Regions from separate parts of the Homo sapiens genome. Here region 1 is linked to region 2. A link is a loop called in an ENCODE intact Hi-C map of the cell type or tissue named here. Cell type or tissue: IMR-90. All regions are shown on one strand. Links, peaks and the distances in the headings refer to the core of each region. The heading gives the core; the rest is flanking DNA. Region 1 overlaps LOC112267858 (a long non-coding RNA gene). Region 2 overlaps LOC112267858 (a long non-coding RNA gene).

Region 1 (2,918 bases), core at 295-2,794, 51 kb after region 2:
AATTTGTCCTACTGAGTGGGCTAAAAGAAATAGGGGAAAGATTAAAGCTGTCATGTGATTTCATTCCAGGAGACCTGCTTGTTCACTATAATGAGGTTATTTTCCCACATCAAGAAAAAACCTCCAATAAGTTCTATTTCCTAGTCTTACTGTAGATATTCCACTCCACGAACAATGAGGGAATGGTTGCACTTAATTGTTTGATGTCCATGTAGTCCAGTGGAAGAAAATTCTGTCCAGGTTCTCCAGTCCCTACCTGCTGAAGCCCAGTCCCCAACTAACTCATTCAGGCAGGCAAAAAATACTGTAAATTCATTTTGCTGCCCTGAGTTCAGTACCAGCTGATGTTGGGTTGGGTTCACTCTTCACCCCCTGCCCATCATGATTTTTTTCTCATGCCCACTATTAACTGACCAGTTTGTGTAATGGTAACCTGCTTTCCCACAGAGACCTGGATTCTTTGGCCCGCATGCCCTACCATGAGCCAGGGTCACCTTCCTGACAGATTCATCTCTTAGACTCTCAAATGCACATCACCTGACATGAAGTTCTGTCCAGCTCTGTGCTTCCTCCACTCTGCCCCAACGACCAGATTCGACCTCTCTGTAGCAACACCAGCCCACATCAAAACTGGTCATGCCACACCCACAGGGAGGAATCCCAGCCCTTCCCAGTTATGCCTTCAGCCTCTACCTGTCCCATCACCCTTTGCTGCTGAGATCCCAGTATGCCTTGCGGTTGAACCCATAGAAAGTTGGAATGAAAAAAAGAACTAGGAGGCACTCATCTGCAACTATTTCTTGTGATGAAAAATGGTGCAACCATTAAAGGAGAAAGGAGGAAAGGAAAAATTGGGGTCTTAAAAAGTACCCTTCAGTTATCATATAAGACTAGAAAAGCAGCCACAAAGTGTTCTTAATGTTACTCAGTGGTTATCATTTCAAATCAGACTCAGACCAGGAAGATGCAAGGATAATCATGAAATATGAGGCACACCGCTGCTGAGCACCAGTTAGTTCCAAATGTGTTCATTTATTCATTTGCAGTAACAGCCTCGGAAATCAGTGGAGTGGTCTCTAGGAAGTAAAGGAATAAAATAATTTTCCAACTCTCATAGTCAGAGGGCTAATTCAAATTTCAAAAGGAACACTAACTTGCTTAAAGTACCATAAAAATAGAGAGGGGGCGGGGAGAGTGGAAATTCCATCCTGCTTTAATCACTGTCTCCTGCAAGTTTCCTTAATGATTTCCAGCTGCCTCCATTTAGGCTGTTGCTTTGACAGAACTTTCATACAAACTTGGAACATTTAACGTATCCAAATTTTTTTTTTTTACTTTGCCCTCAACTGCATTCTAACCAAAAGCAGATTTCTCTTGGATTATATAAGAATATGATGAGCTGGAAAGGGGCGGAGTGAGGCAAGGAGTCTGCCTTTGCTTTTTGCAGTCTCCACAAACCATTTCACAAGAGGCACAAAGGAAAATGTGAAAACCCAAGGAGAAGCCCACACCCTTGTAGAAAGCCAAAATATGGTTTCACTTCAACATACTACTGCATTCTGAAGAGAAACTGACTATTCAGAATTAGGCTACCACAAAATAAATACCTCCAAATTTTAATATAGGTAAAATTTTAAGAGGGGGAGAGAGAAAGAGAGTGTAGTAAGTTGGTATGGAAATATTTACAGCCAAACTTGTGCTGACCAAATAGCCTGTGACCCTAAGTCATCCATTTTTCTGCATGGGGAAAGGAGCAGAGAACAATGGAAACATGGATATACAATATCATAAAAGATTAGATATTAATACTTGAATAAGGAAGTTTATTAAAAATCATGAGCTTCAGCCTTGAAGATCCTTGAAGGTCATAATTTCCTTTCCAATAGGGTTGTATGCTCTTTAAAAGAAAAGAGTAACCATCTCTTAATAATTTTTGTCTTCTCCCACAACCCCTAGCAATAGGATCTCATATACGGAAGGTCTTCAATGAAGGCATGTTAAAGCGAATAAAGAAAAGCTTTCAGAGACTGATGTTAATAAAACAGGGGGATATGTGTAAAAAGAAAATGAAGACTGTTTGCAAGGAGATTAATTAGTAGGCTATTTTATCCTCATGATTCCTTGAATCTGTAATTTACTCAGCTATCATTAAGTTTTCCACATGAAGATAGGTCCTATATTTTTACTTGTGAGACAAAAAGAGACTTTGGTAGGTCTTCAAGTTATTCTCCTGAAAACTATCCCAGACTACTGAAGAGCTACTCTTTGAAAAAGGGTTCTATAAGTTAACCTATTCCTTCTTGTCCAACAGGTCAGTAAGGAAATACTCTATGTATATACCTCAAATCGTATATATTGCACACTGAATTTTTTCGGGGGGTAGGGTGGGTAGAGGGAAGTTCTTAAAAATATTTAAAAATGAATAATAATTTTCTATTTAAAATCCAAAAGAGGTACAGAGGAAATATAGGAAATAGTAGCTAAGTTAGTCTTTGAGTCACTTCTCATCTCTACCTTCATTCATTTTGACAAATATTTTCGAGTACCTAGGGCAGAGCAGATGTTGAAAATCCCATAGATTTTCCATATAAATCTTATTCTCCATCACTTAGGGACATTCCGAGGCTCCAGAATTTCTGCTAGAAAAGCTTTAGGCCGGGCGCGGTGGCTCATGCCTGTAATCCCAGCACTTTGGGAGGCCGAGGTGGGCGGATCACGAGGTGAAGAGATCAAGACCATCCTGGCTAACACGGTGAAACCCTATCTCTACTAAAAATACAAAAAATTAGCCAGGCGTGGTGGCACACGCCTGTAGTCCCAGCTACTGCGGCGGCTGAGGCAGGAGAATGGCACGAACCTGGGAGGCGGAGCATGCAGTGAGCCGGTATCGCACCACTGCACTCCAGCCTGGGCGACAG
Region 2 (2,918 bases), core at 243-2,742:
ACATTCTGTACTGTAGTCTTCACAAAAGAACACTAGAGGGATCAGCTTCATATTTTTCAGAGGCCTTTGTGTCAACCAAGCCAAGTACAATTATGGCTCTTCCCAGAAGAAGGAAAGAATAATGTTGGCAATCGGGCGTTACCACCCAGAACCACAGAAAAAGCTGCAAATGTAACCAAAATGGCTTTCTCGGCCTTTATAAATCCAGAAACCTACGTGGCATTTTCTATGGCTAGAGGCAGCACTTTGGGAAATTACCTTTAGAAAACTGGTTAGAGGTCTACCAGAGCTTTGAAAAGAGCCTGCAACCTGGGGAGGGATTGAAGAAAGAAATAAGCAGACTTGTTGTTTAATAAAGCTGCCATTTTTTTTTTTTTTTTTTTTTTTTACTTCCAAGGGACAAAATCAAGTAAATGTCAAATTTTTTCCCAGCTGGTAAGCACATTCAGATTTCAGACTAAAATGTCCCAAAAAGACTAGGGCTGACGATGAGAAAGAAACACATGAATTCCTTCTTTTCAAAATAAGATAGAGAAAGAATTCAGTCACCTTTAGTCTAGACATTTTTCTCTTCACTTTGCCTAAACCATAGCCATATATAAAGGCATACATTGATAAAATGGTATAATTTTGGTGTTTTGGTGTTTCTGGACAAATAAGAGGGAACTAATCAAGCTAGCAATCCAAGTCTGTCAGAACTAACAAGGTAACTGAATCAGATAAAATTAATAATAATAACAGTAAAAACCTCTTGTTATAATGTCAGACAACACTGTAGCTTTAATTTGTCGATTTCAGAAAGACCTCTTTGGCTCCTGAACTTATTTGGTTAGTGAATTACCTCACAAGCTGATCCTCTCATCTCTCTCATCCCTGTGGTCTTTCCTAATTAAAATGAAAACCACATTGCTCTAATTATTTGATCATACCATTTCTCTTCTCAAAACCTTGCAGTAGCTTTTAATTGCAGCAAAACCTGGAATTCAATGTAAAATCAATACTGGGGCTGTAAGTCCATGCCTCCAATGTTCTCCTGCCTCTGACCCAATCGCTGGCCTTTACTCTGCATGGCCAGGGCTTTCACTTCAGGCAGTCAATCTGCTTGACTCCAATAACATCCTGACATGATTCCCCCTTTTCTTGATTGTACCTTTCTCTTCTCCAATAAATAAACACTCAGCCAGAGCACAGCTGCAATGGTCTATTTTTGTTGGCCATGCTGGATTGTCGTTTATAGGATTTGATGTGCAATATGTCTTGTCCTGTTTCTTCTGAAATCATAAACTTCATGCTTGTTGATGCCTTGATTAGACCATAGCTCTAGTATAGCACTGGGGGCTCCATAAAAGTGGTCAACACTGGAGGAGATCGGCAAGGAAGCTCAAATCTTCGTCTTTATAAGCTAAGAGTGATCATATACATGCAAAAACTTCAGGAAAAGAGGTGCGGTTCCCTTCAGCCATCCCCTTTCATCTCTCACCCCTGACTTGTTCCCTCCCTGTTCTGTAAAAAATAGAAAAAGAACCCTGGCTTTCCTCTATGGTGGAAATTTCCAGCAATGGCCTTCCATAAAAGGGATAGGTCTTGTTTCAGCACCAAGGAATCTGCCTCTAACCGTTTGGGCTGGGTGGTGGAGACTTTTTTTTTTTTTTTTTTTTTTTTTTTGCTTTTAGACAACGTGGAAGTGTCTGGAATGGTGTCTCCAGTCCCAGCCATCATAGGAATTACTCAGTGTTTCAGGGCCCTGAGCCAGTAACCACCTCCCAGCCAGCTCTGCCACGTTAGCTTCGAAAGGGAGGTGAGTGAGCTCTGAGTTCAGAGAGGCCAGAGTGATGGAGTCTCCTGGCTGAGAAACCCTCCACAGGATCGATAGCAATTCTCACAGGGAAAAAAAGCACCCCATTCTAGTTCCTACTCCCTACCCTTACAGAATTGTAGAAAGTGAGAGTGAGTTGTTCAGATCTCACTCCCATCCGGCTCCTTAAAGTATTAGGGACCAGGAAACTAAGCAGTGGTGCAGCCCACCCATCCAAGAAACCTGACCCAGGGCTGCCTGATGGGGCTCCTTTTCTAATTTGACAGTCAAATGGGGAGACTTTTGGAGGGATGCTTTTACAAATTTCCTTCAGAGATGGATACTTTATTCTAATAATTCCACCTAAAGGGACTGCCTTTGCTAATTCTCTCCAAGGAGCTATATAGAAGGGGCACAGCTGAATTGACCTTTCTCAGTAAAATGAATCTTCACACACCTATATGATAAACTCTTTTCTTTTTAATTTTTGGAGGTGGCATGCTTGTCCCCAGCTCCAGTGTTTCTGCATCTCCTCTGCAGCTACCAGAGTGGTAGATATTCCCTAACGTCACAGATTCCCTGACCTGGAGCTGAAGAACTTGAGCCAAATGCTCATCCATGAGTTTGACTTTCTAAAGAAATTAAGCATGAAGAACAAGGTAGGAGGCTTCTTCTGGCTGTCTAGGTTCTGCCAAAAAACGGGTATCTCTGGTTCCCGGAAATCTGACAATCTAACTAGACACCTTGCTCCAACCAGATTTATTGATTCATGTTAAGAGCTACTCCCTAACCAGGAGGTTGTGATGTCCTTCTTATTCTCTTACTCCTCTCTCTCTCTCTCTCTCTCTCTACTGTGAAGGTTTGAATCTTGTGTCTAACATTTATGAATTAGACATGTTATTTAATGCCACTGAACATTAGTGAATTCATCTATAAAATGGAGTAGAATGTATATAAAGCCTCTCCCCTTCCCCTGCCCATAGCCCATCCCACTTTCTAATACTTTAGTGTGGGTGTTCCACTTAGTTGTCTATTCAAATGTCAAATCACTGTTCTGGTCATGGTGTAATATTCCTACCAGCAGGGACCTGATCTGTCTTGTTCTTTCTCTTTAATACCTAAA

What was found. A loop is a pair of places that touch in the nucleus more often than their neighbours do. Peaks named below come from ENCODE experiments on the same cell type or tissue, not always from the same donor. Only the 100,000 strongest peaks of a DNase experiment are listed, where the experiment ranks them.
Region 1: a loop joins it to region 2, with 3 times the contacts of the local background. A loop is called at or near these places in 17 of 110 quality-filtered maps.

Annotation. Positions count from the first base shown.
Region 1 is chr7:94,347,002-94,349,919 of GRCh38, forward strand. All of the region lies in intron 1 of LOC112267858 (a long non-coding RNA gene), which reads right to left. LOC107986821 (a long non-coding RNA gene) reads left to right here. Exons shown (of 4, transcript XR_001745275.2): 4 at 1-62. Among named protein-coding and RNA genes, the nearest start is that of COL1A2-AS1, 44 kb to the right of the region's middle. RefSeq lists an enhancer at 1-2,567. In IMR-90, for the core only: no CTCF peak of the experiment used is centred there; a DNase peak (open chromatin) is centred at 1,380; H3K4me3 peaks cover 418 bases; H3K27ac peaks cover 1,675 bases.
Region 2 is chr7:94,295,936-94,298,853 of GRCh38, forward strand. All of the region lies in intron 2 of LOC112267858 (a long non-coding RNA gene), which reads right to left. Among named protein-coding and RNA genes, the nearest start is that of COL1A2-AS1, 95 kb to the right of the region's middle. In IMR-90, for the core only: no CTCF peak of the experiment used is centred there; a DNase peak (open chromatin) is centred at 1,716; H3K4me3 peaks cover 1,349 bases; H3K27ac peaks cover 2,500 bases.